2 separate regions of the Homo sapiens genome follow, and region 1 is linked to region 2. Evidence: chromatin loops called from intact Hi-C (ENCODE). Cell type or tissue: endothelial cell of umbilical vein. All regions are shown on one strand. Links, peaks and the distances in the headings refer to the core of each region. The heading gives the core; the rest is flanking DNA.

Region 1 (15,835 bases), core at 3,819-11,818, 62 kb before region 2:
CGTGCTTTAAAAATACTACTACACCTAAATTGTGGAGAATGGGTTGGAGGAAATGAAGACCAGGGACTCACTGAAGTTGTCATAGTGCTTAGTGAGAGATGATGGCAGTTCAACAAAGGCTGAGGCAATGAAAACAGAAGCAGATGGATTATTGAGACATTTGAAAGAATGAACAAAGCATAGTGATCAGTTGGATGTGAGATGTAATAAGTCAAGGATGGCCAAGTTTCTGGCTTGGGCAGCTGGGTAGATGGACCCATAAAAGAAGAGGCTGTGTCAGTTTCAGGAGAGTTCTGGTCTACGGGTTTTAACAGGAGAGTTAAACCTTCTTAAATCCAAAGGTCCATTCTGCTGGTCTGTCTCACACCACTCTATCGGTGTACACAAATCTCCTTTGAGAGCTTTATGAGATCTAATACCTAGGTAGAGTCTTCACCCACACTGGGCATTTATTCATCCATTCAATCAACCAATATTTATGAAGTGCCAATTATGTATTCATAGTATTCCAGTATTCCATAGACCCCAATGTCCATCTATGCAGGTAGCTTAGTTCTAAAAAAGTGATTCTCAAAGCCAGAATTACATCTGTAAGTTTTTGATGGTCTTTCCCATTCACCCACCCCAACTTATCAGGCATATTAGTATTTGTGCTGTCATTAGAAAGTATTTCTTCACTTCCTGTTTCCATGGTTGCATTATGTTTTTCATTAAATTCTCAAGGTTGCATTACATTTTAGTTTCTTCTTCATGGACTTTGTCTATGGCAGGGTTTAGACTTGGATGGAGGTTAAATACCCAATAGAAATTCTTTAGTAAGTTATTTTATATGGCCTGAGGCCTGAAAACTCTTTTCTAGGCTCCAGAATCTCCTGAGCAACTCTGGGGCTTCCTGTGGCTAAAGGGAGGTGTTGGAATTTCAGTAACAGGTGTGATGGATCAAAACCTTCCTCAAAATACATGTGTTTGATGCCATTTCATTTTACATTTAGTGCTTGGTTTTCCCAAGCTGAAGTGAAATTCAAGCATCAGAGAAACCAGCAGGGGTTGCAGGTTGAAGTTAATAAAACACTCACCATGGGCCTATGTAGTTCAGATTAATAAAATAAAATCATGGATGTGAGAGCCTAACCTCACACATCCATATCATCTTGCAAATCTGTTTCCTGGAAGCCAGAGGGTACCTAGGCCACTGGGCCAAGAGAGATGGGAATCTTCTTTGAAAACCACTCTTTGGTTAATCACTAAAGCCTATTTTTGTCAAACAAAGCTCTTGGAGTCTCTACTTCACTTCCCAAAGATACTGCAAAGATTAATGAAGTGATTTTGAATTACCTGTTGTAAATAAGTGTTGCTTTTTAAGGATGTAGTATTATTGTTAATACTATTTAATAATCAGCAAAGATATAAAATGTTGGATATTTACTTCAGTTGATTAAATGATGATACCAGTGTGATTATGGCCCAATATTGGATTTCTACTCCAGACATGTTTTTAGTTTTGCACAGAGAACGTGTCTGGTTCAATGGCAGACTACTTCTAGCCTCAATCAGCCACCTCTTGTGTGCTGATGTCTCAGTTGGCTAACGGATAAATAATGCAGCTTCCTCAATCCACTGACATGGGTGGATAGGTAGCCTTTGTATACAAAAGCATATTATTATAGGCTGCAAGTCTGGGAGGCCTGAAGAGGTCTTTGCAAGAGGAAATTAAGCCCAGAGAAAGTAACTGGTTTGCCCAAAGTCATCCAGTTAGTGCAGAGTCAGGGCTAAAATCTGGATTTATTGATAAGTCTAACGTTCTCACTATTACACTGTGCCATATTCACTCTGGTCTAGAACTCCCTTCCAAAATTTTTGGGTAATTGGATTCAACACAAATTGCTAGAGAAGCAGTACCCAATAAAGTGCACTACATTCTTTGGTACTTCCTAGTATTTTATTAGATATTGTTATTTGTTTGGTGCATCTCCCATAAGTATCATATTTTTCCAGGCAGATAGCCAAAAAGCAACAAGTCAATCTACCATGTCTGCAGTCTGGCAGGCAATGCAGGAACCCGCAGGGCAACTCTGAACAGCATTCTAGAGACCAAATTAAGCCAGCTGGGCTGACTACAGCAAATGATGATTGGTGCCTATCCTAATTAGGCTGACAGGACTTCTACTGTGTGGATGTCCCACTTGCTGCATTCACAGATGTGATGAATCAGTCATGTTCAATTACTCAATCACTTTCATTTGAGAACCTGCTACATGCAGAGCGTTATCAAGATCTCTTTGTAATATGGGCAAGAGTTTGGCCATGAGTTGTAATCAGCCCAGGTACAGTTTGCATATAGAGAGATTCTTCAGGCTGGCCTTCTCAGTGGTGGCCAATGGAGTGGGAATGATCTTTTTACGAAAGCCAAGAGCCCTTGTAACTGTGCCTTTCTATTATAGTTTTCAAAAGGAAAAGGAAAATTGGTCTCCATGGTCCCTCTTGGCTCTGAAGTGTTCTTTTAAAATAATATTTATTGCATACCTTTTTGAGATTACAAAAGCAATACATGTTCATTGTTGAAAATGCAGAAAATTACAAGGAAGATAAAAAGTAGTCATAATTCTAATACAATGAAAACTGCTTCTAACTTATTAGTTCAAGTTTTTTTAGTCATTTTTTAGGCAAATAGAAGAGTGTGTATCTTTTAAATAAAATTGAGATCCCACTATATCCTGCCCTGAAATTCTAGGAGTCTATAAACTATGCACAACTAAATAGTAAATTTCTTGCTCAAAGCCTGGCATACAATAGTCATTCCACAAATATTTGTTAACTGAATGGTGAGGAAAACCTGGTTTGTGGGCTTGAGCAACTTCACACTCAGGCCATACCCAAATCTAGACAACGAGCTTTGTGTGCCAAAGGAATGAAATGAGCTAGAAACTGACCACTTTCCTTCAAGAAAGCTTCTCTTCACAAAGAGAACATCAGTGGTAATTCAAATCCCTTTTTTATATTCATTATTTATTTCAGGAGATTGCTTCCATTTGATCTGAAAGCTATACATACAAGGGGCTAGAAGCATGGACCTCAGTGAAAAATGGACTTTGGAGGAAGGAGCCTGGTTATCCCATGCTGGAATTCATCATTTTGCCAGCACCAGAGCGGGTAAGGCCGTTTTTGATGTCCCTGATAGCATGGTACTCTTCAGCTTCTGCACCTCATTATGTCAATCCACTGTACTCAGTACGTGCCCACGCTGTTTGTCTTTTCAAAAGCAGCTGAGTGGAGAGGAGAGGGAATGGACTTTGAAGTCAGACAGACCTGGGTTCAGATACCGAATTCACTATTTACAAGTTTTATGGCCTTGAGAAAATCTGTCATTCCCTGGGCTCTAACATGAGAGTAAGAATGCCCACTTTGCAGTGTTATGATGAGGACCATCAGCTGTCATGTAATGAGCTCTTGCCCTGGCCAGGTGGGAAGCTGGTCAGACATCTTTGAGCACCTAACATGTGTTAGGCACTCTGTTCCTGTTTTGCTCATTTCTCCTCTCAGCAGCCTGTAAACATTCAAGTTGAGGATAAAGCAACCAATATAAACAGAGTAGGCCAGCTCTTTCCCTTCTTTATGATTATCCAATTAATGTGACTCAGCATTAAATGATGGAGATATTGTTACTTTCCTGGAGCAGAGCATACAAATATAAGAACCATACCCTGACACAGAGCTGTGGTCCTCTGTCAGGTCTAAGAGTCCGCTCCCTCCTCCATCCCTCAAATCTGATAGAGACCTACTTTGATGGTAGGAGCCATTCTATAGATGGACGATGAAAGGTTGTTGAGGTTAATGCACTCACAGATGTTTTCACAAGGATATGTCTCCCATTTGTTTGTTGTTTATTCATTTATTCAACAAATATTATTGAGTATCTATTTTATGCCAAGCACTAGTAATACAAGAACGAGAGCAAGATAGACATAGAGAACAACAGACTATACTCTCTGATGTGCCCACCTCTAAAACAGGGTAACTTATATGGCAACAAACATTTGCAGACCTTCTGCACTACACCAGGGTATGTCTTCCAACCAAGACTGCTTCACACAATGAGATAGTCGCCAAAGGGAAGACAGGAAGCTTTGAGAGAGGAAATTTGGATGCATTCCACCCAAAAACCAACTGTCATTTGTTCCTGTGCACTGTCATACTGTCATTCCAGCCTCTTTTTAGAAGTTCTTAAGCCAGCATCTCTTCACACCCCATGGAAAAAAACTAAACCTCCCTAGTTCAACACACAGCCCTTCCAGATCTGACCTCTGCCTGCCCCTCTAGATTCATCTCCTGCTGCCCATCACTAATAGCAACCCCCTCCTTCTCACTGTATCAGCCTCTTCCTGGATCCCTGAATACATCCTGCCCTCACATGCCTGTGAACCTTTGCAAAGGCTGCTATTATCATCTCTCTTCCACTTGGCCAGTTCCTACTCATCTTTGAAGCTTCTGCTTAAGTCATCTGTTCTGGGATCTCTTCCTGCCACCACCTCCTACCAACCCCCATCCTGGTCTGAAGGAGAGTCTCTCCTCCCTCCTCAGTGCTGCCATAGCCTCTGCAGATTCCCATGTCACAGCACGTATCATCACACTGTATTGTGCTTGCCTGAATCCTGAACAGCCTGTGTGCTTCTTGAGACAGATGCCTTGTTTTATTCATCTTTGTACCCCTTTCACTGTTGCATGGCAAATTCATGGTGTATATTTGATGGCTGGCTGGCTGTGTGGCTGGATGAATGAATGAATGAATGAATGACAGTTGGGACCACATCCTCTGAATATCTCTGCCTTCATTGAAAACCTTTTTTGGCTGTGGGAACCTATCTGATTATACAACTGCTTCTGGCACCACCACATCACTTCACCTTGCTTTCAGCACACCTATAGCATTTGATTCAATGACCCTAGGCTTGTTACCAAAGCCTAAAGGCAGAGGAGAGAAAGAAAGTGTGGTTTTCCCACTGATGCTTGGTGCTTTTGTAACCTAGGCAATAGAATCATCCACCAGAGAATTTTAGAACTGAAAGAAGCCTTAGGGATCACTGTAACAAAGGGGTGGCTAAAAACTCCATACTGTGACCATCTCCAAGCTCTGTCTTATCCTTCTGTGAGTTTACCATGTCATCTATCTGCAATCTTTGGGGCAAGGCTGGAACATAGGAAGGGAAGCCAGACCTGTGTCTAGGTTTGCCTAAAGAGAAGGTACTGCTTTTGGGTAAGTGACGAGCTTCTGGGGCTGAGGGAAAAGCTTAGTTCTGGTAGGCAACAGATACCATAATATCTGGTTCCAGTTCAGATAATCAGTCTATATCCTGCAAATATGAAGGCATCCAAGACAAAGCAGGGCAGTGTTGTGGTGAAGTGGGTGAAGCACAGTCACCCACTGTCAGTGGGTGAAGCACAGACACAAGGAATCAGTGTGGCTGAAATCTGTAAATCCTTGTGGGCAGCTGATACTAAGGTGGTTCTCAGAGGCCTGGGATGAGATCCAAGAAAGGTGCAGGTCCTCAGAGGACAGAGTCAGGTGCCAAAATGAGAACCTCGTGAGGTGTTGAAGTAGGATGAGGATACTGGCACTCGGAGAGGAAGTGTAATGTGCCAGAGCTAAGTCAGAAATGGACGAATTATAGAAAAATATTTTAACCATTTATTAGATATATAATATTGCCAGATGTTACACTAAGCCTTTTTTGTATAGATATAGACTATCTCAATTAATTCTCACAACAGCTTTATTCTGAGTTCATGAATGAAAAAATTGGCCTGAAGAGGCTGAGAAACTTGTACGACATCATTCAGCTCACAAATGGCAGAGCTGGAATTTAAACTGAGATCAGTCCAATCCTAGCCACCATAGGCTTCTGTCCCTCCAATTCCCTCTCCAACACTCCCTACTCTGCCTTCACAGCTTAAGGCTCTGGTGGTCCATTTACAAACTTGTATTGCTGGTTATTTGCTTGTCACAGTTAAAATGAAAACTAGCCCTGAGCAGGGCCAGAAAATAAACAGTGCTGTTGTAACATGTGCATTCTCATCCAAGCTCACAGCAGGGCTCTCCCCTACAGCCATCTCAGCTCATGCATAGCCAAGGCCTTGACCCACCTGCTTCAAAGCATCTTTCCTCGACACTCCATTTCCCTACCTCACCTCTCCCCACCACTGGCTAGTGCCAGCTATTCTATCTCTGAGGCTCAATATGGGCTGGTGGGGTTTGCATTTCTAGTGGAGTACCAGAGAAAGCCCTGGAGTGTCCAAACCTTGGGGTTTTGTTGTTGGCTTCCTGCAGTCCACAGAGAATTGCATTATCTTCCAGGGAGTCTCTGTCATCCTGTTGAGTCATAGGCCTTGAGGCAGATCCACACAACATCTGCCCTTCTATTATCCTCAGAGCATCTCGGGCTGCAATTGGGTAGGAGAGCTTCCAGGAAGCTAGCTGTGAACCCAGGATGTTTGGGGGTGATAAGGAGTTTCTGAAGGGAAGTCCCTCTTCCACTCCTGCTTCTGACACTCCTAAAAATATTCCCAGTGATCTGGGCCACTGGGTTTTCAAACTCATTTTAAAGGTCTGGAGCACATTTTCCAAAAGAAATCACATGCAGTCCCTGACATATGAAACAAAAGGGAGACAGTGTTTGGCCACTGTCGCATTTCTGACTGTTGCATTACAAGTTGATTGGGCTGTTCGGCCACCAGCCATATCAAGTATGTGGGGATTTGGTACGGAAGAGGAGTTCCTTCTCAGCAAATCTATAAAATATTTCTTCTTCCTCTTATAGATGTGCTCACTCAGCTGTTTGGGAATCCTGCTGTCTGTCATCCATGCTTCCCAGGGAACTCAACCTGCTTAAGCTCCTCTTTAGGGGAGAGGCAGGAAGTCTGGGAAACACGGCCTGGCAGCGTGGGCCAGGTGCGTCATAGAAATTCAGTGGTACTGTTCCCATTATGGTTATATAAACAGGAAGGAGCAGATTTCCTTTCTGAAGCCTCTCAGGGTCAGGGAGAGTTTTAACACTGGTCAAGGAGGAAGGAGGCAACTTTTCCTGACAGCAGTCTGTGTGCCAAACATTGCCATGTACATGATTTCATTGCATTCAAACCCTTATTGAAATCTTGTGAAGTAGTTAGTCTTATCTCCATTTTGCAGATGAGAAAACTGAGTCTTGCAAAGGCAAACTAACTAAGCCCAGCTCAGACAGCAGATTCACACTCAGGTCTTCATACTCCAGAGCTGCGTTCTATCCATTTTACTCCTGTCTGTCAGTTTCTAAGGACAACATTACTCTGCATCTCCACCTTTCTGAGAAGTTTGATCCTTTTTGTCTATTTTTCTTGCGTACTCTGTAGTGAACAGATGCATATAATGGAATCCATTATCTGTGATCTCCTACTGGCACTTGTTTCAATTAGTTCCTTAAAGTCTCTCATCTGTTTCAACTGTCGTTTTACAGAGAAGAGCACAGTATAAGCAGATTAGGACACTTATTAAAGATTAGTGGCAAAAACAGGGCTACAGCAAGGTCTCCTGCTTCTCTTTCTACCACCCACACTATGCTGACTGCTAAGGCAATAGCATCTTGGGAAAACCACTTTTCTGTGAAAGAAGAGAAGCCTCTGTGTGGTCCAAGAAGACTCGATTTGCAGCTCTGAAAGAAGCAATTCCCCCTCAGGCCTCTGCCTTAGATGCTGGGTTGGAAATATAAGATCATGGTCTCTGCATTTCAGCAGAAACTCACATTTATCCTACAGATTTTGTTTTTTAATAGTTTAGTCATAGATTTCAATTGCAGCAAATGTTTTTGTCCTTAATCTTAACACTGGGTATTTTGTCTGATTTCACTCAATAGATCTGAGTGTAAGTCGGAAGTGTATGATTTTCCTCTGCAGGGACCTTTTCTTGTATGTATTTTTGGAATCGTTCTTTATTCTGACTCATGTCCAAGTACACCTTCTAGTAGCTTCTTGGCTCAGCCAGATTTTATTTCCTTTGATATGATATTGAGTGAAGATTCTTTTAAATCTTCCTCTCTGGACTATACTTGGTAACAGGAATCTGGTGGGGAACGCAGTGCAGGAATGGGACAAATTTAATTTATTTATATATTTCCCAAAACACCTTGCTTTTGTTGATAGCACCTCCTGCATTGATATTTGGAATTTTTAGAGGACACATTTGGCATTTTTACCAAAATGAACCATTGGCTTCCTGTCAGAGTTAATTTCATTTCATCTCTTGGTCGCTGGCCTTGAGGCAGATCCATACAACATCTGTATTGTTTCTGCTTAGGATAATGATTTTTTTAGGTGAGATATGGTTAATTATTCTTCCTATGGAGCCCACTCCTGTCTTCTGGAAATTACGAAACAAAGTAGTTACCTGAGGCCTGATTTTCATTTAGGGAAAATAAAACAGCTGTGTTTTCTTTTTCCTTTTCATCAAGTCTTATAAAGAAGTGGAGCTGTGCTAAAAGGAAAGACTATTAAATCCTAGAGAACAAGAAATGCCCATTGGGCCAATTCAGCCTGGGAGCTAATGCTTCAACCAATCAATTGCAAATTTCATTTTGATGAAACCTTACTGATAGGCATGTGTTTGTCCTATCTGTTGGCTTGTCCTAGGAGGTGCAGATAAGAGACAAGGATAACAGAAGAGAGTCATGCTGAGCTCAGGCAGCCTTAGCCCCTCTTCCCTCTAAATCAGTCCTGCCCATGCTCCCCTGGGAGAGGAGGGGAGGAGGAGCGGGTATTGCTTCCCCGCTCTGCTCTGCTGTTAACTAGCAGAGGGCCTCCAGGAGAGAGAAGGCTACCTGCAGAGAAGATGATCAAAGGGCAATACCAGGAAGGAGAGGAAGGCAGAGAGATGACTCAGCTCAGCTCACTTCTTTCTGTCTTTCATGCTTGAAATTGGTGATTTCCTTGGGGGCTGGGGATGGGAAGGCCATACACACATCCTAGTGGGCCCTAGCTACTGTCTTAACTTGTTATTATGGCATTTGTGCAGCTCTTTCTTGCAAAGAGAATTAATAGCATCATTTGGCTGGATAAAGTTTCTCCCCATGTGGCATTTAGCCCCTCACCCATCTCTTGGAGAAAGAAGCATATCTGTGTGAGACTCCGTCTCTTCCTCTTCTGAACACCATCAAGTAGCTATGTAACCCCTGGGGGCCCCTTGAGTGAGAACAGCCTGTAAAGGCCCTCCTGTGGTCTGCTCCTCCAAGTAGAGCCTGCAGTCAAAGCAGACCCTGCCACCTCTGCAGCAGAGGCTGGGCAGGGGCTTGATGGCATTCCCAGACTGCTACAGGGCAGGTTCCCGGCTTACAGCTGGAGTCCCTGCACACTAAGCAGAATATCTGTGATGGGCATTGTACCCCCAAAAAAGTATGTAGAGTGTGCTCTTAGCTCTAGAAATGCAGCTAAGATTTCCTTTGATCCTGGCATTATGTCCAGTGTTGCTATATAACCATACCTCATTTACTGAGGAACGAGGGAGCTGATTGAGTTTTCCAGATAACTGAAGCGTTATGTGTTACCCTTTAAACACTTAAATTTTGTTTAAGATTTTACTGTTTTCTAATGGTTGATAAGACTTTTCTTCTATGACTTTTTAATATACTTTCTTGCCTTCCTAAACAGAAAACAGTCATACCCCAGCTTATGTTTGGGAGTGGAGCAAAATTTCATTTAGAAATTTTTGCCTTTAATCTGGAATCCATAATAATAATATCCAACTTGTTTAAACAATTCGTATACACATTTGAATATGCCTTAAAAATTCCTACTAGGACACATAAGAAGTTGTGGATGGTTTTTAGTTTGCGGATGGAGATTAGGAGAGGACAGGAAAGGAGACTTTTATTTTTCAGTTTATACTCATCTATACCAAATGTTTTTTCCTTTACAGCAAACACATTTTATTTGTTTATATTATAAAAATAAAATTAAAACATTTACAATAATATAAGGAAAGAAAGAACATTAGAGTTAGGAGTTGGGTTCCCAGGCCAGCTCCCAAAAGCCCATCAACTCACGATATATCATGGCAATAGTAACAGTGACCATTAGACACCAGGCCCCTGTATAATCTGTTTCTATGGTAAACTTCCTCTTGAGCTCCAGAAATATTTCCACCTTGTCGTTTCCTCCCCATACGTCCCACCTCTAATAAATATGCTTCCCTAGAAACAGGGGCAGGGACTCCCTCTTGCTGTCTGCTGGGGCCATGGCAGCAGGAGGCCCACCTGCCACCTGGGATGAAAAGGAGAGCAATCTGGCATGCTCTAGCCCTCTATGTGGGAAGAAAATGAACATTTATTTATGTATGTATGTATTTTGAGACGAAATCTCACTCTGTCACCCAGGCTGGAGTGCAATGGCACAATCTCTGCTCACTGCAACCTCTGCCTCACGGGTTCAAGCGATTCTCCTGCTTCAGCCTCCTGAGTAGCTGGGATTACAGGCACCTGCCTCCACACCCAGCTAATTTTTGTATTTTTAGTAGAGATGGAGTTTCACCATGTTGGCCAGGCTGCTTTTGAACTCCTGACCTCAGGTGATCCACCTGCCTCTGCCTCCCAAAGTGTTGTGATTACAGGCATGAGCCACCATTCCCAGCCAGAAAATGAATATTTATTATGTACCTATGTGTGCTAGACACTGTGCCTGGTCTGTCTCATACCTTACCTATTTCGCTGCTCCTAACAATCCAGTGAGGTATGTATTATTGTTAGGAAACTGAAAATGCCTGCCACCCAATATTCACAGAGCTGAGATGCAAATCCGTAAACTTGTGCACTGTTTATTATAACTCAGTGACACTCCAGCAGAACCATTTCTTTATAAGAGACCTATAAAAGTCAAGTGTGGGTAGGCACTTTGGACATTGCCCTGAGATTCAATAAGGTCTGTCATGGAATCCCTTATTAGAAGGGCACTGATCATCTCTGTGTCTGCAGTGCCTTGCACAGCGCTGGAAGCATGGTAAATTCCCAATAAATGTTTGTTTAATTAATATGAAACATTATTGTTGGCTCTATTCTACTTCCTAAGATAGAAAATTGGAATCATTGACTTTAGAGAATTTTCAACAGCAAATACTGAAACAAGAGAAATGTTTTCTCATTAACCCTCAGTTGATTAGGAAATTCAAATAACTAAAATGTTGTAAGGATAGTTCCTAGTTTACAAGTCATCCATTTATATGAACAAATTGAAGGCAAGTCCATTGTGAGAACAGTTTGGCAGGCTCCAGAACCTAATCACCCTGTGGAGCACTGGCAACGCTCTTCATAGGGGTAAACCTGTTGCCAGCTCCAAGTAACCAGCCTTCAAGCCAACTCTTGGAATGCAAACTAAAAGTTGGAGACAACGAACATTCCTCTAATGTAAACATACTCTGTGGTTAATATCTTCTTTTAGTAACTCAAAATTGTTAAGGGATAAAAAGAGTCCATTTGTGTCAGCTGTAAAGGAGCATGGCATCCAATAATAACTAATGTTTATTTGACTTTTACAGTGTGACACTCTCTCTCCTAGGGGCTCCAAGTGCATTAGTTTATTGCACTCTCACCACATTGGTATGCTAGGTATGATTATTATCTCCATGTTTACACAAAGCTAAGGCTGAAAGAAATTAAGTTACTAGCTAGTATTGGAACAGGTATTAGAACCCAGGTCTGGCTGATCCCAAGGCCTTCTATAGGTCACCTCTCTTGAGACACAAATGTTATTTGCTTGATTCTATGGGAAACCAGAGGAGACTGATTCTGCAGACAGCCCATCTGAGCCCATCCACTCATAAGATCAGCAGGTCAAAACCTGCTGTTAGGATCTAGGACTGATAATTGGAATTGGCAATGGCAAAGCCATTCTTGACCTTGACAAGAGCTACTCTGGCAGAGTGAGGTAGAAACCTATTTAGGCTGCTTGTAAGAGCAAAATGGAGAATGGGTGCTATCAGTGTAGACAATTATTTTAATGAATTTTGTTGTAAAGGGGAGATGAGAATTGGAGTAATGGCTGGAGATACATAGAGTCAAGAAAGGATTTTTAAAAAGACAGGATCATAGTAGTATGTCTGTATACTGACAGGAGTGATCAAGGACAGAAGAAAATATTAATCCAGGTGGGAAGAGGGAAAAGCCACATAAATGGGATCTGATCCATACAGGAGGCCATAATGGCCTTAGATGATTCATCCATAGCAACAAGAGAGCGGGAGAGTAAATAAACAGGCAAATGCAGAGTGATTGCTGGGCTGCACTAGCTCCATTTGATTTTAGTGGACATGAATCGAAAATAAGACCAGAGAGCATAATTTTGTGCTTTTTTTTTTTTTTTTGAGACGGAGTCTTGCTCTGTCACCCAGGCTGGACTGCAATGGCGTGATCTCTGCTCACTGCAACCTCCACCTCCTGGTATCAAGCGATTCTCCTGCCTCAGCCTCCTGAGTAGCTGGGATTACAGACATGTGCCACCACACTTGGCTAATTTTTGTATTTTTACTAGAGATGGGTTTTCACCATGTTGGCCAGGCTGGTCTCAAATTCAGGACCTCAGGTGATCCACCCACCTCAGCCTCCCAGAGTGCTGGAAATATAGATGTGAGCCACCATGCCCAGCCAATTTTGTGCTTCTTCAATCATGTTTAGCTGGGTGTAGATGGAAAGAAGGTGGAGAGTTATATTTTACTAGGGTTGTGTTTTCACCAGGTAAATAGCATGGAAAGAGAGCAGAACATGGATTTGAAGGTGTAAGTAAGAGAGAAATAATAATGAAACTGGAAACTAAAGTCCATAAGGAAGGAAGGAGGGTCATGAGGAGAGTGAGGGGCAGAGAAAAGGTCATGGATAAGTAAATTATAGATGCTGGTGGGGTCAAGGACACATTGGATTAAAATAACAGAGGGGATAAGCTGGAAAGGTAGGAGAGTGGATTACTTCACCTTGATATTATGCATGGTGTCGCTATGACAGCAGGGGGCTGGTGTGGTTGGAGCAGGTCAAGAAAGGGATAAGATGCAGAAGAGTTGAGAGATCAGAGTGTGACTATGTAGATGGAGAAAAATAAGAATAATCACAGGAATGATACTGGGAAAAGTGACAGTGAATCAGATGCCATTATCTTCAAGAAATGAGGTAGAACAACCAGAGGATCCATAGATGGCTGAAATAAGTAGAGGAGGCAAGTAATGCAGCCTGTTATTTTCAAGGAAAGCCAGGTATGGGTCAGAGCACAACACTGAAAGAAACATTCAGAGAGGAGGCTGAGGATATATAGATTTTGCTAGCGATGAACCATGAGTTCCAGAGGACAAATGGGAGGATTCTAGGAGTTGGGAGGGGATGGAGTGATGAGTGCAAACCCTCACCCAAACATATTTAATTCCTGGATTTGGGAGCTCAGATTATAAGAAGCAGGAAAAAGAAGAGGTTGGAGAGATAGGCTCAGCAGCTCAAGAATGCTGCCTTGCTTGGGGAGGACAGCCCCACCCCTGCTTCCCTGGGCTCCCTAAGCAATGCTGGCCGAAGGGGCTTTCTGTCCTTCATGGTGATTTGTAAACCAAAAACTGACAGTGGAAAAGCCAGAGATGGCTGAGTGTTTACAGGATGAGAGCACATTGGCTCAGATCGGGGCCCTTAGGCTGCTGCAGCTGGTGCTCTGATCACTTTGAGACAATAGAAGGCCCCCAGGAGGCTGCCCAGACTGTTGACCCTCCAATAGTCCTCCAAGGATGGAGAAAGGACAACCATTTCCATACTTGTTCCTTCCTTCCCACTGACCCTGTTATGGGCCATCAGCTGCGGGGCTCTCTCTGGAGCACACCCCAAGTCCAGCACCCTCGCCCCCTTAATGCAGAGCAGTCACAGTCAGTCCTGGGGGCTGGGGGGAGATACATAACACATCTGTCCAAGTTATCAGGCTACTGACTCAGAGGGGGAGGTTCTCACAGTGTTACATTAATTATTTTAGAATTTACAGTTCTCAGAGCATAACCATTGCTTCTACATTCTGTATTTGAAAGCAGTCAATCTTTTATAGAGTAGAAGGAGCACTGCTCTTCTCTCCTCCCCCACTTCTCCCTCACATACCCCTACCATAATGATGTCACGCATAAATTAACAACTTCTCAGCCTCGGTTTCCCAACCTGTGCAATGCAGCTCATATTACTTTGCCCACTTGAGCCAGGTGATCTCTTGAAGAGTAGGAAATAATGTTGGACTGGAGTTGGAATTCTGGTTCCAAAAGGAGGGGATTGGGGGGCATTTGGGTCTCCTCCTACCTTTCTGCAAGCTCTGAAAATCGTCCATCTCCTCAGGAGAAGCCCACAGAACAAACGATTTCCCAAGCATCAGAGGAGGGCAGACATAACATAACAGAGCAGGGAATCGGGTTAGAACGGGTTATGCTCTGATTTTTTGGAAAATGGGCAAACGGGGCGGGGACTAGGGAGGATTCCGCCAGCCGGGAGTTGGGAGGCCGCGCGCGCCTCTGCGGAGCGTGACGGCCACGGTCGCCTAGCAACGAGCGGGGATGCGCGGGGCGCCTGGGTGGGCGAGGGGTGCTCGCCGCCGCCGCCGCGCGCCCTCGGGCCCCCGGGACCGCGGGAAAACTTCGCGGCTCCTCGGCGCTGGGGCGTCGGCGCCAGGCCCGGCAGACAGAGCAATGCGCCCCGCGGGCTGAGGGCAGAGGATGCGGCCGCGGCCCAGCGCCCGGCCGGGGGAGCCGCGGGGTGGCACGCGGGGAAAGTTGGCGCGCGCCTGACCGCGCCTGGAAGCCGCGCGGTGCCAGGGCCGAGTTGTCCCCCAAGTTTCTGCGGCGATTTGTCACTCCCTGGGGATCTGGCGGTCTGAATCCCGCGGGGCCTCCGGCTCAGGGATTCTGAGCGCTGGGAGAGAGAAGCCCGCGCTTTTCCCGGGGACCTGCGCTTGAGCTGGTGCTTGTGCGGGTTCGTCCTGAATGGTAGCGATTCGAGTTGTTTTCTGCTTTTCTTCTCCCCCAGACAGTGAGTTTGTGGAAGCCTCGCCCGCATCCTACAGCCCAGACGAGTTAGGTAAGTCTGCTCATTTTGTCTTTTATTTCTTGGTCGCAATTCTGCCCGAGAACTGCGAGTTTGGGGGGCGTCCATAGGAACTCAGCTAGGGATGGGGCTGGGGTTGGAGGGCGGAGGGAAAGGGTCAGGGGACACCTGCTGCCTTCGCGGCCGGAACCGGCCTTTCCTCGGCGCTGTGCTTTCGGGGGTGGCAGGGCAAGTGTCCAATGAGCCGTGCGTGTGTGTGTGTGTGCGTGCGTGTGCGTGTGTGTGTGTGTGAGTGCGTGTGTGTGCGTGTTCGTCTGGGGCAGTGGTGCTGCTCCGAGGAGCCTGGCACAGCAAACTTCCAGAGCTGGGGCTTCTGAAACCTGCGCTCATCTTGCCGGGAGGACACAGCGGCGACTGGTTCTGACTTGCCAAGTACCTGGCACGAGAAGGACGTCGTGTGGGTCGTCCTTACCCTGAATTTAATGAAGTCAGGGGCTGAAAACGGCGGTGTAATCATTAAACTGTAAGACCTAGGAGCTGCTTCCCTCCCTGATTTCTATTCCTCAGTTAGCCTGTAGGTGTCTCGAGATAGGACATTCCATCCTCATGCCTGTCATGGTAAGTGGAGATTTGCGATGGGTGAACCGGGACACTCTTGTCAAGAGACAGGCTGAAGAGAGAGTGAAGAGAAGGAAATGCGAATGGGCAGGATCTCTCTAACTCTTCCTGCCACCCATTCTCACTCGGTGGCTTAGTGGCTCTCTTTTTTTTTTCTTCTGCTTTCA
Region 2 (15,792 bases), core at 7,744-15,743:
CATGAGCCAAAACAAGAAGGTCAGAGAGGAGAAAGAAGTAGGTATAGCCCCAAGCACAGTTCTAGATCCTGTGTGTGTGCTTTGAGATGAATGTGGGCACTGGTATCCCAGCTCACCACTCCACACTTCCTTGATACTGTTATTTCTGCACTGTTAGACAGTTTTCTGCTTTATGTGTTTGTCTCTCTTGATAGACTTTCAGATTTGGGTCTTATATCTAGCACTGTCTTGCCCATGGCAGATGCTCACTGTCATATATCTTTGTGGAATGAATGACTGAATGGACAAATGGATGAGTGAATAATTCTGCCTTTTGCTGCCAACGACCCATGATCCTTTGTAACTCCTACTATCACATGTATCTGTTTTGTTTTTTTTTTTCTGTGAATGCTTTGGAGCAGTCAAAATTGAGTTTGCCTCTTAGCCTTATGGCTATGAGCCCTGTGACCCAGGGCCTGTCATTCCTGTTTTTGTATAGTACAAAGGAGAAAAAGAAACCTAATTCTCAGGAATATGAGGATTACCTGAGATAATGCTTGTAGCATGTCATGCTCAGTAATGTTTCTTTCTGTGTCTTTCTTCCCTATAACTAGATAGCTGCTTGTATTACTGGGACTTTTTGGCTGCAGTTGGCCACTACAACCAACTAGTGTGTAGTTGGTTCACATTAACTCACTTAAATCCTCATAACAACTTTATGAGGATTATCCCCCCATTCTTAGCAGAGGATTTTTGAGTTTCAGATTTATCAAGCATTTATGTATGGTATGCTAGGCATTTTCACAGCTTTATCTCATCATGTTGTTGAAATGAGTGTATAGTTTTTGTTATTAATATAATCACCTTTTTTCTGTTTAACAGTATTTTAGATGTGACTGAAATAGCCATATTCTCATACCCAGTCATTCAGGTTTGCACATATAAAATATAGGACACTAAAACTACTGACTTTAAATCTGAATTTATTGAAAAGTAATAAATTATAGGAAGTATTCTTCACATTACTAAAGGAATTATTGCAGGTTGGTTGGTTAGTTCTAGAAAGAGTTTAATCTCCTTTACTTATCCATTATTTTTTGGATTTATTAAATCCAACACATTTTGTACTTAAAATGTGATTTATTTACAAAATTTCAGTTTACCACAACTTTTCAGGAGTGTATATGTTTGTTGTGTAAGAGCTTATATTGGCAGAGAAGTGCAAACTTCCCAAACCTGACTGCATTCAAATTGTCTGTAAAAGATGGTCCAAAAACATCATTTCTGGTCTATACTTGTGGTGAAGCCAGTGTTGCAGGTCTGATGTGGGGACTTGGAAGTGAGGTTTTTAACAAGCTCCATGAGTGTTTCTGACACACTGTAAGTTTGGGATTCATTGTTAAAGTGGCAACACAGCCATGAAAATAATGTGCAAAAAAAAAAAAAGAAAAGAAAAGAAAATAATATGCAGCCAGATGGAAGTGATGAGGAAGGGTGGTTTCATCAATTGTCTTGGTGTTCTGGTGTTTGGCAGGGAGTGCCCTGTTATTCCCTGAAGCTTTTATAAAAAATAACACAAAGAGAATGGTTCTGGATCCTTCTCTGCCTCATACATGGAGAGAAATAAACTTTCCCAGGACCTTTCCCCTTTATCCACAAGTTAAGAATATTTCATTACAACTCTCCTAATTTTAATCTAAGAAATTTGGTGGGAAAAAAAAGACTTACAATTAGTTTGCATTTATTGAGGGGTCTTTGGAGGGCAGAATGGTGTAGTCAAAAGAGCTTTTCTGTTGGAGGAGCAGTGTTGCTGGCTGGTTTTGTAACTCTGGGCATTATGTAACCTCTGTGAGCTCAGTATCACTATCAACAAAATGGGAGTGAGTGGTGATAAATAATATGATTTTTATAACATCCTGGCACTAATAAGCACTCAATAAATGGTAGCTCCTGCTCTTATTGGTTATACTCTTTATTACTTAAGGGATGTTTAGTTTCTTGGAGATATTGGTTGTTTAAATTATGTAATTCATTCATGAACGCATATTGATTTAGGAGCTGGGTGAGTGTGATTAGAAGCAATGTGCTTGCCTCTTGAGAGAGTCCCAGTCCCTGTGGGATGCCGCTGCCTGACAGATATCCCAGTGTCACTCATCTGCAACAATACACACTAATAGGGTCCGGAAAGCTGGAGGAATCCGTGGCAGACAGGAAGTATCTGAACTGCTCCTTTCTCTTAGTGGGAGTGAGAGAGGGAGCTTTGCAGAGCATAATTATACAGACATATTGTCATTTCATGTCTGGAGGGTTATTTTAAAGCTTTCTATCCTGTTTGTTTTCCTTTGTTCAAAAAATATTAAGTACTTACTGTCTGCATTGAGTATTACATGCTGGTAATACTTGTTCACTCTCAGTGGGACCACAGTGTGTGCCAGAGCCACCCAAAAGAATACTACTGTGGTCCTGAGATACTTACTTCTATATAGGTATAAACAAACAGGTTATGATGAAAGATTATTTAAATTTCAGTAACTTAATTAAATATAGGGTTTATTTATTAAAACTTATCTGAGGAAAAGAATCTCGAGTTCAGGTACTTTCAGTCTTTTTGTTTTAGATAAGTTAAGCAACAAATATATCAACATAAAATATATATTATAATGTTACTATATACAATTTGAGTCAAGATATTTAAGGACCTTTGGATTTTATGTTAAAGGCTAAATTTTAAAAATTATTTTTGTAGAGAAAGCCTTTTTATTATGGATACTGCCACTGCATTCTCACGGTGACTCTGTGTGAGAGGTGGGACTGGGAATATTCCTTTTTTTATTTACCGCAAGTGAGAAGAGAGGACTCCTGCCTCTGCCCCGGTGCCCAGACCTGCGGAGGAAGCCCAAGCAAGGGCCGCATTTAGGGCACAGTCCTGTGGGCTCAGGACCTGCCTGTGGGGGCTGAGGAGGAGGGGAGCACGCCTTTCTCTGAAGTGTGAGTTTGTGCTCAAGCTACAGAATCCCTGTGTGGTTGTTACTTCTTTTTTCTTTTTTCTTTTTTTCTTTTTTATTATTATTATTACACTTTAAGTTTTAAGATGTTACTTCTAACATTATGTACAAAGCCTTTGTGCAATTGGATCACAGCACACTTGTAATTAACCTGTTTCAGCACTAGGTGGCTTTCTCTTTTTCCCCGCAACAGCTTTTACCTTCGTTTCCTGAGTAGTTTGAAGGGCCTTAAAAAAGGCAAACTTAACTTTGAGCTAAGCTCTGTAGTAAGAACATGCTTATAACTAGTTATTTTAAAATGTATCTGAATATATCTATTAAGCTAATGTATTTGTTGAGTCCACATGATGTGTCAGAAACTCTTCGGTACTAGGAACATATGCAGACGATTCATTGGTAAAATAAATATGTGTTGAGTACTTGCTGTGATCTTATTTCTGCTAGTAACTGGAGATACAAAGGTGAATAAGACACAGTCTCTGTTGTTATAAACTTATGAGTTAAGGGGGGAGGGGTGGGAAAGAAACTAAATACACAGGCAATTTAATACATTATGATATCAGTATGCATAGAATGCTTGGGGAGCACTGAGTAGCATATAGAAATTGGGGGGAGGAGGGAAAGATGACTCCCTGGAGGAAGTGGCACTAGAATAGAGCTTCAAAAGACTTTCTCATAATTAGTATATATTTTAGCATTTAGTATGTGCCAAAGTAAAAGTTTCATAGATTTGTAAGGGTAGACAGGCCCTCTAGATGAAGAAGACATCGGGGAACTACAAGTCTTTTTCACAGGTATTTGCACAAGGTTGGTGCCAAGGATAGGTAGGGCAATGTACATGAGTTACTATAATTCCAGGCAGATAGTGCTAAGTCATGTAGTACTTAAGATACAAAACAAACACTTTGGGAGGCCGAGACGGGCGGATCACGAGGTCAGGAGATCGAGACCATCCTGGCTAACACGGTGAAACCCCGTCTTTACTAAAAATACAAAAATTAGCCGGGCATGGTGGCGCGCGCCTGTAGTCCCAGCTACACGGGAGGCTGAGGCAGGAGAATGGCGTGAACCCGGGAGGCGGAGCTTGCAGTGAGTCGAGATCGCGCCACTGCACTCCAGCCTGGGCGACAGAGCGAAACTCCGTCTCAAAAAAAAAAAAAAAAAAAAAAAAAAAAAAAAAAAAAAAAGATACAAAACAAAATGCTGTACTAGAATGAGAATCAGAACAATTGCTTAAAAAAATAAGTCTATCAGAGATTCTTGATTGTAAGAAGCACAAAGTGACGTTGGGTAACTTAAGCAAAAGAGAAATTTATTGGAAATATATCGGGCAGCTCACAAATTAATTGGAAGGCTCAGAAAATGGGCAGGAATCTAGGCAGATAGCCACTGGGAACCCAGCCAGAGATACGCTACTTGTCTTGTTAGGGTGAGGTCACCATAGAGACTGCTGCTGCTCCTGGACTCCAGGGGATAGTGCTATCGCAGGTAGTTTATCAACACCTTTTTGTCCTTGCATCATTTCCTCAAGATTCAGTGCACATCCAGTTGACTGAGCCTAGGTCGTTCTAACTGCTGGAACAGGGTTGGCTTCTGTAATGGAAGGTAGATAGAACCTGCCCCTAGACTTAGACAGTGAGTTCAGTGTTCCCTAACATTGAAAGGATTTACTTAGGTGACTATCAGGAAGGGAACATGGTAGGTAATAGTTGGAAGTTGAACTACCTAATCTCTAATTTATTTTCCAGCTCTAACATGTTAGGAAAATAATGTACTCATGCTTTTAACCCCCTTCTCCTTACCCATAACTAAGCTACGCTGAACTCTCTATTCCTTAAAGAGACAACACTTTCATAACCCAGTCCTATGCTTTTGTTTTTCCCATGTTGGGCCGATCTTCCCTCACTACCACCTTCTCCACACCCCACAGTGGATTAACATCCTCCTCATTTTCCCTCCGGTTCAATTTCAGCCCACATATCTCTTTCTCCTTGTCACTGAAGCTCTATGTCCCTTCCGTCAGTCAACAGGTAGTAATGATTACTCATGGAACTCCAAAGCAGTATGTTCCTTTAACATACTTTGCAATAAAAATGGGTAGTTGTGTGCACGTTGGTCTCTGGAACCAAATCGTAAAATCCTAAGGGCCAAGGACAGTCTTACTCATTTCTTGCTATTTATAGCTCCACTCACAGTGATCTCTTGGACTCAATTGTTACTTTAAAGGTTAAGCATGTGCTCTGCATTTTGGTTTATATTGATAATATCTCAAAGATTTTTAAGTAAGCATTACAAAGTTAAACTTCAGACAAGTTTGAAGTTATTCAACACACATTCCACTTTCAGAGAGAGTCTAAGTTAAATAGGTGTCGGGGTCTTGATTTCACTTGTTTTCTGGAACATATGGATTGGTCCAGGGTTTAGAATTCAAGTTTGATGCCCATTCAAAAGACCTGCCATGTAGGGGTTGGGAATCTTGTAAACCCCACCCCTCAACCCCCAACTCCAAACCTCGGGTTTCAGGTAATGGTTGCTTGGGGGAAAAGAGAGTGAGAAAGCATATTCCAGGGAGTGCTTTTAGTTTAGTGGTGGAGCTTACTGTTTCCTTTTTATTTATTTCTGTATTTTTATTTTTTGAGACAGAGTCTAGCTCTGTCACCCAGGCTGGAGTGCAGTGGCGCAGTCTTGGCTCACTGCAACCTTTGCCTCCTGGGTTCAAGTGATTCTCCTGCCTCAGCCTCCCGAGTAGCTGAGACTACAGGTGCCCGCCACCATGCCTGGCTAATTTTTGTATTTTTAGTAGAGACAGGGTTTCACCATGTTGGCCAGGCTGGTCTCGAACTCCTGACCTCAAGTAATCCACCCTCCTCGGCCTCCCGAAGTGCTGGGATTACAGGCTTGAGCCACCGTGCCCGGCACTGTTTCCTTTTTAAAAACATGTGTTGCATGCAGGTGTTTGGAGGAGGCACTGCTGCCTGTCAGTGCTGCCCTTAAGATTGTGAATCAGCTAATCCAGATGAGCTGGCTTGGTTTCACATGAGGACTCCTAAACAGGCTGGCCCTTATTTTTCAGGTACTGGTCATAGGTTCTCCAGCCCTTTTGAAAACATTGTTTCCAGGGTATCCTTCTCCTTGAGCGGAGTATTCGGCTCCCTAGAAAAACCTCGAGTTCTGCCGGAATCAGAAGGCTTGATGGCTTACATTTAACTTTGAGGCTGCTGGCACACTCAGCAAATTCCTTAGCTCTTTGAAAGGTAAGATAGAAGCCACAGAATTGTTTGTTGCTGTGGTTAAAATCTCTGTTATAAAGTTATAGGAGGTTATTGTAATCTAGACAGTGAAATTGTTTTTAAATCATTAGGAGGTTTTGGATTACATGTAGCTGGCAGAAAGCTTTGCCCGTTGGTGACATAACACCTGGGAGTTGTTCTGCAGTTAGTGGTCTCTTTGAGGAATGGGTCGCTGGCCTGTAGAGTTGAAAGCACTAGTATTTGCTGCATAGGGGAGAGTAAGGGCCCCCTCATCTTACGGAGCTGAAAGGTACAAGGAATTATCTGGAATTCTCATAGAGACTGGCTTTGGAGGGATCTTTGTCTTTTCTTTAACTCTTACTTGGTACTGAGAACATTCCAGAGAATACCGCCATGTTCTTGCCATCAGTCAGCACGTAGTAAGAAGCATATGTCTTACATGCTACATGCTTGCAGAAATTAGCAAGTACACAGTACACTGCCTGTCTTCAAAGGGTAATGACTTCACCAGGGCCATAACACCAGCCTATTAAATGACTACTGCAAAATACTAGGCAGGTGAAATTTAAGTACCACAAGTTTTGTGTGCCTCAGATCATAAGTGTGGTGACAGTTGAGGGAAGGGAGATCAGTCAGGGCATGGGGGATGGTGTTGAGAGGCGTTCTAGAGGCGGTAAACTGAAGAGGTACATTTACTAGGATGAACTTTAGAGTAGTTAGGGGTGCATGTGAAGCCAGAAGGTGGCACTTGGAGAATGAGGATGACATGTTCACAGGATGCTGGGATGCTGAGGGGACCAGCAGGACTATGCACAGCTAAAGGGGGCCCTGTTTAGAGACAGCCTTGAAAACCACAAAAATTCCACCCTGAAGTTATAGTCCAAATCATTATGTGTAAGGGAGTGGCATGCCGGCAGTGGAATTTAAGGACAAGGGACTTCCTAGTTGTGTGTATTGTATGATAGCGGAATGACAGTTTCACGTCCTCCAGGGTTTAAACCTCATGGAGACTTTGAGCCTGTTGTATTAATGGCCTGTGGACAGATTCAGGAACTGACCCTTGGGAATTAGTAGTTCCAGTGGCAGGTGAATCAGAGGAGTGGCTCACCACGGTTTCTGTTGCTCCTCTTGCCTCCCCCAGACAACTCACTTCATTCACCTTAATTCATTTTTTTTCCCTTCAACAATGAAGCCGTTGTTATTGCCACTCTTGAGTAGGGAAAATAGTCTTGCTCAGAGTCACATTAGCTAAAGGCCTCTGTTACAAAGAAAGCAATGCATAAAACCATATGGGAAGGAAGTTTTCAGTGCTTCAGAAAAGCAAGCCAAAAAAGCAGTCATGCTCAAAGAGAGAGAAGCAAAGGAGTTTTCATGTTGACAAATGACGTGCAGATTTTGTTAAGAAAAAGGAGCCATTCTTGGTGAAATGGGTCATAGGCAACATAAGGCAGAAATGTTGTACCCTTAAACTAGAATGTTAGAATTTCATCCTTTGTGGAGTGCAGCAAAAACAGATCTTTAGGTTTTCTTCAGGTTAAGGGCCCTAGGCACTGTACTTTCTCCTCCCCAGTGGGAGACTCCCCAGAGAGCTGACTCCTTTACTCAGACCTTAGCTTGTTTTCCATTGCTTTTGCCACTTTCCCTATGCATACTAAAGCTGTGAGTGGTGATTCTTAGATAAGGTTCTGGTTTGAAAGAGATATCTAAAAGTTACCTACAAAGTCCAGAAGTGCTTGTATGGGAATGGTCTTTATGAAGCCCCTACAGGCAGCTACACTGTACACAGAACAACTGTAAAGCCAGGGGGGTCCTTGGCAGGCTGTGGGCTCCCCTAAAAACTGGCACCATTGCTCAGCCCCTGGTACCGAGCCAGGCTCTGCAGGGGCTTTCTGGGTGGTAATGGTATCTGGGAGGCTTCTGTGGTTTCTCCCAGCTCTCGCTCCTGGCCATGAACTTTTGACATAGAAAACAGCAGTCCCTCTCATGCCATAGGTTTATTTCCAATTCCTCATTTCAGATATCCTTGACCTTGTCGCTTAGATCATGTGCCCTGCATTTTGCCTAAGAAAGTAGACTCAATTTGTGTTGCAGGAGTTCCCAGTGAAGACAGTGAATTAAAATAGGCAGGGAAGGATTAGGTACATGTAGAATGGAACTGCGACCTCTGTTAAATTTTTGTTGTGTGGCCCCGGAATCTGGGGTAGACTCTGTGACTCACATTACTGTCACGTTTCCTTGTCTTTCAAGTGAGAAAGCTAGCAGTTAAAGTGACTCCTAGTAGAAGTCCATCAATGATAGACTGGATTAAGAAAATGTGGCACATATACACCATGGAATACTATGCAGCCATAAAAAAGGATGAGTTCATGTCCTTTGTAGGGATATGGGTGAAGCTAGAAACCATCATTCTGAGCAAACTATCGCAAGGACAGGAAACCAAACACCACATGTTCTCACTCATAGGTGGGAATTGAACAATGAGAACACTTGGACACAGGATGGGGAACATCACACACCGGGGCCTGACACTGACATGGACTGGGGGAGGGATAGCATTAGGAGATATACCTAATGTAAATGACGAGTTAATGGTTGCAGCACACCAACATGGCACATGTATACATATGTAACAAACCTGCACGTTGTGCACATGTACCCTAGAATTTAAAGTATAATAAATAAATAAATAAAGTGACTCCTTCAGGCTGTGTCAGTGCTGGGACAGCTCAGCCGGTTGGTTGTCTCTTGGCTTTAGACGAGTGGATGGTACCTGGGCATGTCCATCTGCTGGGTCTGTTGTCATCTGCTCTGCTCTCCAGCCTTTCTTCAGCACTGAGGAGTGGTCAGCAGCAGTGGGAGTGTAACTCAGTGGACGTGCAGGACCCTGGGTGTGTGTGAAGAAGTCCTAAGTGATCTTTGACATGTCTTAATAGTTAGGCATCCTGTCCTTCAGTGTGAATTCAGGTGTGTGTGGGGGTGTGTGAAATGCTTTAGTTCTTTCATGACACTGAGGAAACAGTGGTGAAGGGAAAAGGCATATCTTTGGTGTCCTCTGTGCTCCGGCCCTGCTTCAAGGATTGCCCTCTTTGTAGTGTTCTGTGGTTTGGAGTTCTTAAACCCACTCTTAGTTAGCAGACCATGAGATAAAGTGTGGAAAAGTAACTCATACTGACATTGTAGTGACAGTGAATGGCTTAGTGCTGGGATCCATACTGAGCTCCACATTGAAAGCACACACACACACAGCCCTACACTCTTCTTTATACACATATTCATATATATATACACACACACATATATATTTTAGTTGGACCTCAGTTTTATTATCAGTTTGCTCTGTTTTCATTTAACATTCTTAGTCATGTGACTAGATAGAATCATCTGAAGTTGTAATATGCTGGCACATGGCATTCCTGACTCAGTGTCTATTTTAAGAAAACATCACACTTTCTTTGATCGAAGCATATGGGCTCTCAACTCCTCTCTTACTCTGATTTGGTAGGAGGGATGGGAATGAAGGCACAGAAAGGTGTTTTGGGGTTTAGTTTTTCTGTTGCTCTTCTCCCTCTTGCTTAGAGCTTCCCCAGTTTCGCTCCACATTGGAATTGTTGGAAGAGCTGTATAAAATACAGGTGCCTAGGCCCTATCCTCAGAGCTTCTGATTGAATAGATCTGGGTGGTTCCTGGGTACAGAGATTTTAAAAGTTTCTTGGGTGATTTTAATGTGCAGCCAGAATTGCACCTTGTACCTTTTTCATTTTCCACTGTTTTCCACCTGCCTGAAAGAGGAAGCCAGATTAGGACTTGCCTTTGCATCCAGGTCATCCATGATTCCTAATTTTAGCCCTAGGCTTCTAGATTTATAGACGTAGAGGATGATGCCCGGAAAGGGGCTGAGTTTCTTTTCAGGTTAGTCTTTGTAGGTTGGCCAAAAGGAGAAGGCTGACAGATACTGTCATGCATTGGAACTGTAGTTTTAGACTGATCTTCATATAGTATCATCCGTACTCGGTTTATGTTCATCTTTAAAGTGGGCATTACAACTACATTATTTTTAATTTATAAGAAAAAAATTCTTGTCAGAATCCTTTCTCTTTCTAGTCCAAAATGTGCCTGTAATACATGTGAGCACACACGCAAATACTGTTTCATATGTTGAGGCAAAGAAACTCAGGAAGGAGATGAGGACATTCCCATCTTATGGTCGTTTGGTATCAATAATTAGTCACTTACCACTAGCTATGGCCTTGTGGGAAATGGGTAGATAACAAACCTAGTGAGAAGTTTCAAATTACCAGTTGGAAGCCATTGCTGAAAAACAGGATTTTTTCTTTTAATGGAATTTTCTTTTGAGCAAGGATGTTAATTTTTAAAAAAGTACTATGATTCTTTCCCCAGAGTAAAATAAGTTACTTTAGCTGAAAAGAGCCTTAAACTTGGTGCCCATGCAGAGGAATCAGTGCAGAGAGGGAAAACAGCCTGGGCCCGTCCTGCTGAATGTTCCCATGGATGTTGTGTGTGCGGTATCAGTGTTACTGTAGTACTATCTCATGTTCAGTGACTGAAGGACTGAACACAGTGTCACATTTAATTGGAACAGGAAGCACACTCCAGTTTGTGTGTGAAGCAGATAAACTGGAGCTGAAAGGCCAGTGCTTGGCAGAAGACCAGACCCCATTGCCCCAGCTCCACACTGTAACATTAGACTCCAGAAGTCTTTGAGTGGGGCAGAGAGCACATTCTCTTGCTAACACATGGTGTGGCAGAATGACCACTCCTTTCTGTATCTTTTATGTATTTTGAAAGACAGCTGCTCTTCCTGTTTTGCTTTCCTTCAGTGGCCTCCCTGCTTCCCTCCTTTCTGTCCTCAACCTTGACCATTCAGAACTTTGTGACACATTCAGTCCCGCAGAGGACTTGACTTTCGCTGGTGCTGCTGCAACCCTTGGAACCGGGTTGTGTGAGAACATTAGAGCATTTGCGCCTTCACTCAGTGTGTCTTGAGGACTGTTATGTTGACCTCACGGGTCATTTTGGTGGGTGGCTGGACTTGTGATAATTCTGAATAGTAACTTTGGAATTTTATGAATCAAAAAGAAAGAGCTCCCTCTGCCAAGTTGAAACACTGTGGGAGAATGCCTGGTGGGTTCTTGTGAGTCACACAGGAAGGAAGGAGGACTTGATGGGCACTCATATTCACTTCGCTTTCTTTCCCCCAGGGTCCCCTTCTGCTTGTTATAGCCCCAGTAGTCCTGTCCAGGTTCTAGAAGACTCCACCTACTTTTCCCCAGACTTTCAGCTCTATTCTGGGAGGCATGAAACATCTGCTTTGACGGTGGAGGCAACCAGTAGCATCAGGGAAAAAGTTGGTAAGTCCTTTTACCGGCACTTGTGTTGGAAAAGCAAAATGATCTTACGTTTCTCATCTTTAGCTCTTTTGCATAATTCAGATGTTTATTCTCTAATCTTGTTTTTTAAATCATCATATTGGATTATTGATTGTCTGTTCATAGATGCCTTATTTTTAATCATGTTTTGCTATGGTGTTAATAGACTGCTTTACTCTAATATGTGACTCTGTCTGAGAGCATCATACCTAAACATGTAGGAACTTCAGAATTATACCACTTATTTTCAGTTTTTCTCTGATTCCTAAATACTTTTTTCTCCCCTTTCTCAGAATCTCATTTCTTTTTTCCTTCTCTGCTTTTGTTTTTATCTCTTTTTGCAAATAATTTAGAAGTTAAAAGAAGTAATTCAGAACTATAGCAAGGAAGGAGCTGTCTCCTTTGTAAAAACTTCCTATCTCTTTTTGAGGGCTTTTGAGACTGGTTAAACTGTGAGGGAATCTTTAAACCACTTTAGGGAAGGATGTCATGGTTCTTGCTAAATATGCTTATAACTCATCTCTCTCTTACTTCAGTGAAAGGGGAATTCAATAGTTTTCATGCTTGTTGAGATCTATTCCTTTATTATTCATCCAAATACATCATTCTCCTTTGGAAATATATTTTGATTTGAAGTTGTATTCATTTTATTTTAAAATGTTTTAAAATTTTTTTATTTGAATGTGCTTGTTCCATTAAGTCTTTCAGATCAGTTACCCTGAGGGGAGGACTGTGTCCTCTTTACTTTCGTAACCCCAGCACCTGTCCCAATGCCTGAACTATAACACGTTTTCAGTAAATATGGTAGAGTGAAAGAGCAGACCAGTCCAACCCACATTGATCTGTCTTTCCTTGGGTAGTTAATGGTTTATTACAAATATTTGGCAATTCATGTTGTGTAGAGTTTTAATAGTTTGTTTTTATTGTTTAAAATTTTTTTGCTGTTGAACTTTGGGTTTATATCTCAGTTACAATATTGATTCTTTGACGGTAAGGGATAAATTTCAGTTTATTTCACATACATTCCTATGAGGCAGATATGAAAGTTTCTCCATTTTTCAGAGGAGAGAGGTTCAGAGAAGCCACAGAGGTGAGATTTTGGGGGTAAGGGTGACAGGGAGAGCCTTATGATCAAAGTTGAGCTTCAGGAACCAGTGTGTAAACTCCCTTCATTTCCTCAACAATCATGTCCTGAACGCCTTCTGTGTATCAGGACAGGGTTCAAGGCACTGGGGAGGCAACACATAAATATAACAAACAGAACTCTCTGCTCCCGGGAGTTTGAATCTGGCAGAGGAAGACAGGTCATAATGCAATATGGATTGAAAGGAGAAGGAGCCAGGGGCAAGAGATATTGAGAGGCCATTCAGCATGTCTAAATGGCTGGCAAGGAGAGTTGGAACCCGTAGAGTGGCTGAGGGCACGGAAGAACGGATGGGATGGGGGAGCTTGTTGGTGTAGAAACTAGGGCTTGGTTGTGATTTGTAACTGTTATAAATGTGAAATTTCTTAATGAAAATTAGGGGGCCATCACGGAGTTACAGTATTTTGCTATTGCAAGGACAGTAACAATGTCATCTGCTGTCACCTTTTTTTCATATTTTAATACCAAAAATGTAGGAGGGATGTGATCCTTGACAGTTCTTGCCCCAAAAAGGGCAGTTATGAACCTTCTAATGGCATATGTCTATTTACATACACATATAGATGTATTAATATACATATATGTATATATCTTGTATATAAGCATATCACACCACCTTTGTTTTTTTCTCATTTCACTGTAGACTGAGAAAAACGAGCGTGGCAGTTGATTAAATGTGGAGAGCAAAGGATAAAAAGGTCAGAAGTGAATATGACACTTCTATCTGGATGACTCATATTTGAGAATGCCATTTATAGGAAGAAAAGATGAACTTGGGGAAGAAAGATTGTTTTGGGAAAATGATGTGCCGTATGTACACATGAAACATAGAGCCATCATTACATGAATCTGTAAGAGTGAAGGCTGCCTAGAGATGATCTAGTTCAGCTCTCTTGGTTTATAGAGGAGGATATTGAGGCTCAGGGAGGGAAAGCGATTTGTTTAAGGTCATGCCAGTAGTTAGTGGTAGAATTTCTACTTTCATAATGCTATAATAATATCCTTAATGCACTACTTAATAGTCCTGTTGTGAAATGGGCTAAATTTTTTATTTCATGGAGCTCATGTAGGTATTCTTTTATTGGTTAAATATCTGAGCCCCTATGACATCCAGGCATTGGGCTTTGTTTTGGGGAGACCCAGATGCGAAGACATGATCTTTGCCTTTGAGGAGTTTAGACTCTTGTATAAATAAATAATTGCCATCTACTGTGAGAATTGCTGCAATGGAGATATATACAAATGGAGTGGGGACATTGGAGAAAAAGGCTCAGGCCTGCAGGGCTGTAGCAGGAAAGGTTTTACTCGGAAGGTAGTTTTGGAGCTATCACTTGTCCAATAATTTTCCCAAGAGATATGGTGAGATGCATTTTTCTAGGCAGAGGGAAGGCAAGCAAAGGTCCAGAGGCTGGAGAGAGCTAGCATGTCTTGGAAACTATATGTACATAAGTATTGCTGGAGCTTAAACGCCAAAGGATTGCCAGTGGGAGTTGGGAGCAGCATGAAATGTTGTTGGATAGGTAGGTAGTACCTGCTACACCATATGATAGAATATCAGTTTCATCCTGTAATTGATTATTGAGGAATTTTGGTGCAGAGGAGTGACATGATTAGATTTCTCTATTGGAACAATCTTTCAAGGTAGTGTGCCAGATAGATTGGGGTCAGAGGGGTGGGTTTGGAAGTGGGAATAAGATGAGTGTCAGGGAAATAGATAAGGAGGCTGTTGGAATGACCTGGGTATGTGTTGCTGAGAGCTTGTAATGTGGAATGAACACAGATTTGGTGTCATATCCCAGTTCTGCCTCTTCCCGCCTGGGGGCCTCGGCAATTTACCTTCTGTGAACATCTCTCCTCTTCTGTAAGGTGAGGGAATTACTATCTACCTCTTAGTGTTATATTTGGAATGAATGAAATAACACATGGAGAGAATTTAGTACAATACCTGGCACATCATATACATGTTTAAAGTAGTTCTTATGCTTGTATTGAAGTTATTAATGATGAACTTGGAGATTGGCACGGGAATAAGAAAGAGGGTTGGCAGAGATGTTGAGAAGGTTGAATTGACAGGCAGTGGCTGTCTGGATGTTGGGGTAAAGGGAGAGGAAGGAATTTTGGAAAACCTTCAGTTTTCTGGCTTGACAGAAAGTAGATGAGGCAGGGAATACAGGGGTTGGCATGGGTGGTTAAGTATTTTGGGCGAGGAAGACATGTTGAGTTAGAAGGACTCAGGGCCATCGTCTGGCAGTTGTAGATGTATGGGTCATGAGTCAGTAGTTGACGACGAGGGGTAGGTGTGGTGTCACTGGGAGACGCATAAAGGTGGAAGAGCACTCAGGACAGAGCTGTAGGAAACACCAGAATTTAAGGGACAGGTGGAGAGAAGGGAGCCAGAGATGGTGCATAGAGAGAGGCAGGAGCCAGGACCAAGAGGAGGGGTGACCTGGAGGCCGAATTAGGAGAGCATTGCAGGAAGAGGGTAACCAACCATGTCAAATGCTTCAGAAAAGTTAGGTGTATAATATGAGGGCTGGAAAATTCTCATTGGATTTGCTTACTGGTCAGAGCAGTGGGGAGGTTAGTGGATGGAGCATTTGGGAAGGGGAGACAGCAAGTGTAGGGTACTTACCAAAGACAACTAGATGAGAAGGAAAAGTGAGATACAGGGTGGTAGTTAGAGGTATATGGGAGGGCCAAGAAAAGGTGGTTTCTTTTGGTTTGATTTTGGTTTTCTCTTGTATTTTTTTTTAAATGGGAAAGACTTGGGTATATTTATGTGATGAAGAGAAAGGACCGGTGGGGAGATTAGAGAAAAGGGAGGGGTTGAAGGATGGAACAATGTTTAAGAGGAAGCAGAGGAGAGGGAGTGCAGAATAGTAGACTCGCTTTGAATTGGAGAAGAAAATTCCATGAGACATTGCCAGGTAAATGGAGGTGATGATGCATTTGAAATCTTATTTTTAAATGTTGCTGTAGTTAGAATGTTAATTATGTACCACATAGTCACAGACATATATCTCCTG

Evidence for each region. Peaks named below come from ENCODE experiments on the same cell type or tissue, not always from the same donor. Only the 100,000 strongest peaks of a DNase experiment are listed, where the experiment ranks them.
Region 1: a loop joins it to region 2, with 5 times the contacts of the local background. A loop is called at or near these places in 3 of 110 quality-filtered maps.

Annotation. Positions count from the first base shown.
Region 1 is chr11:94,725,906-94,741,740 of GRCh38, forward strand. PIWIL4-AS1 (PIWIL4 antisense RNA 1) reads right to left here and starts at 14,450. Exons shown (of 5, transcript NR_135093.1): 1 at 14,313-14,450. It also overlaps a transcript of AMOTL1 not described here. RefSeq lists an enhancer at 8,449-9,121. In endothelial cell of umbilical vein, for the core only: no CTCF peak of the experiment used is centred there; a DNase peak (open chromatin) is centred at 6,956; H3K27ac peaks cover 1,657 bases.
Region 2 is chr11:94,783,557-94,799,348 of GRCh38, forward strand. AMOTL1 (angiomotin like 1) reads left to right here. Exons shown (of 13, transcript NM_130847.3): 2 at 11,455-11,604. Among named protein-coding and RNA genes, the nearest start is that of AMOTL1, 23 kb to the left of the region's middle. RefSeq lists enhancers at 5,300-5,800, 5,801-6,301. In endothelial cell of umbilical vein, for the core only: no CTCF peak of the experiment used is centred there; DNase peaks (open chromatin) are centred at 10,875 and 11,255; H3K27ac peaks cover 3,148 bases.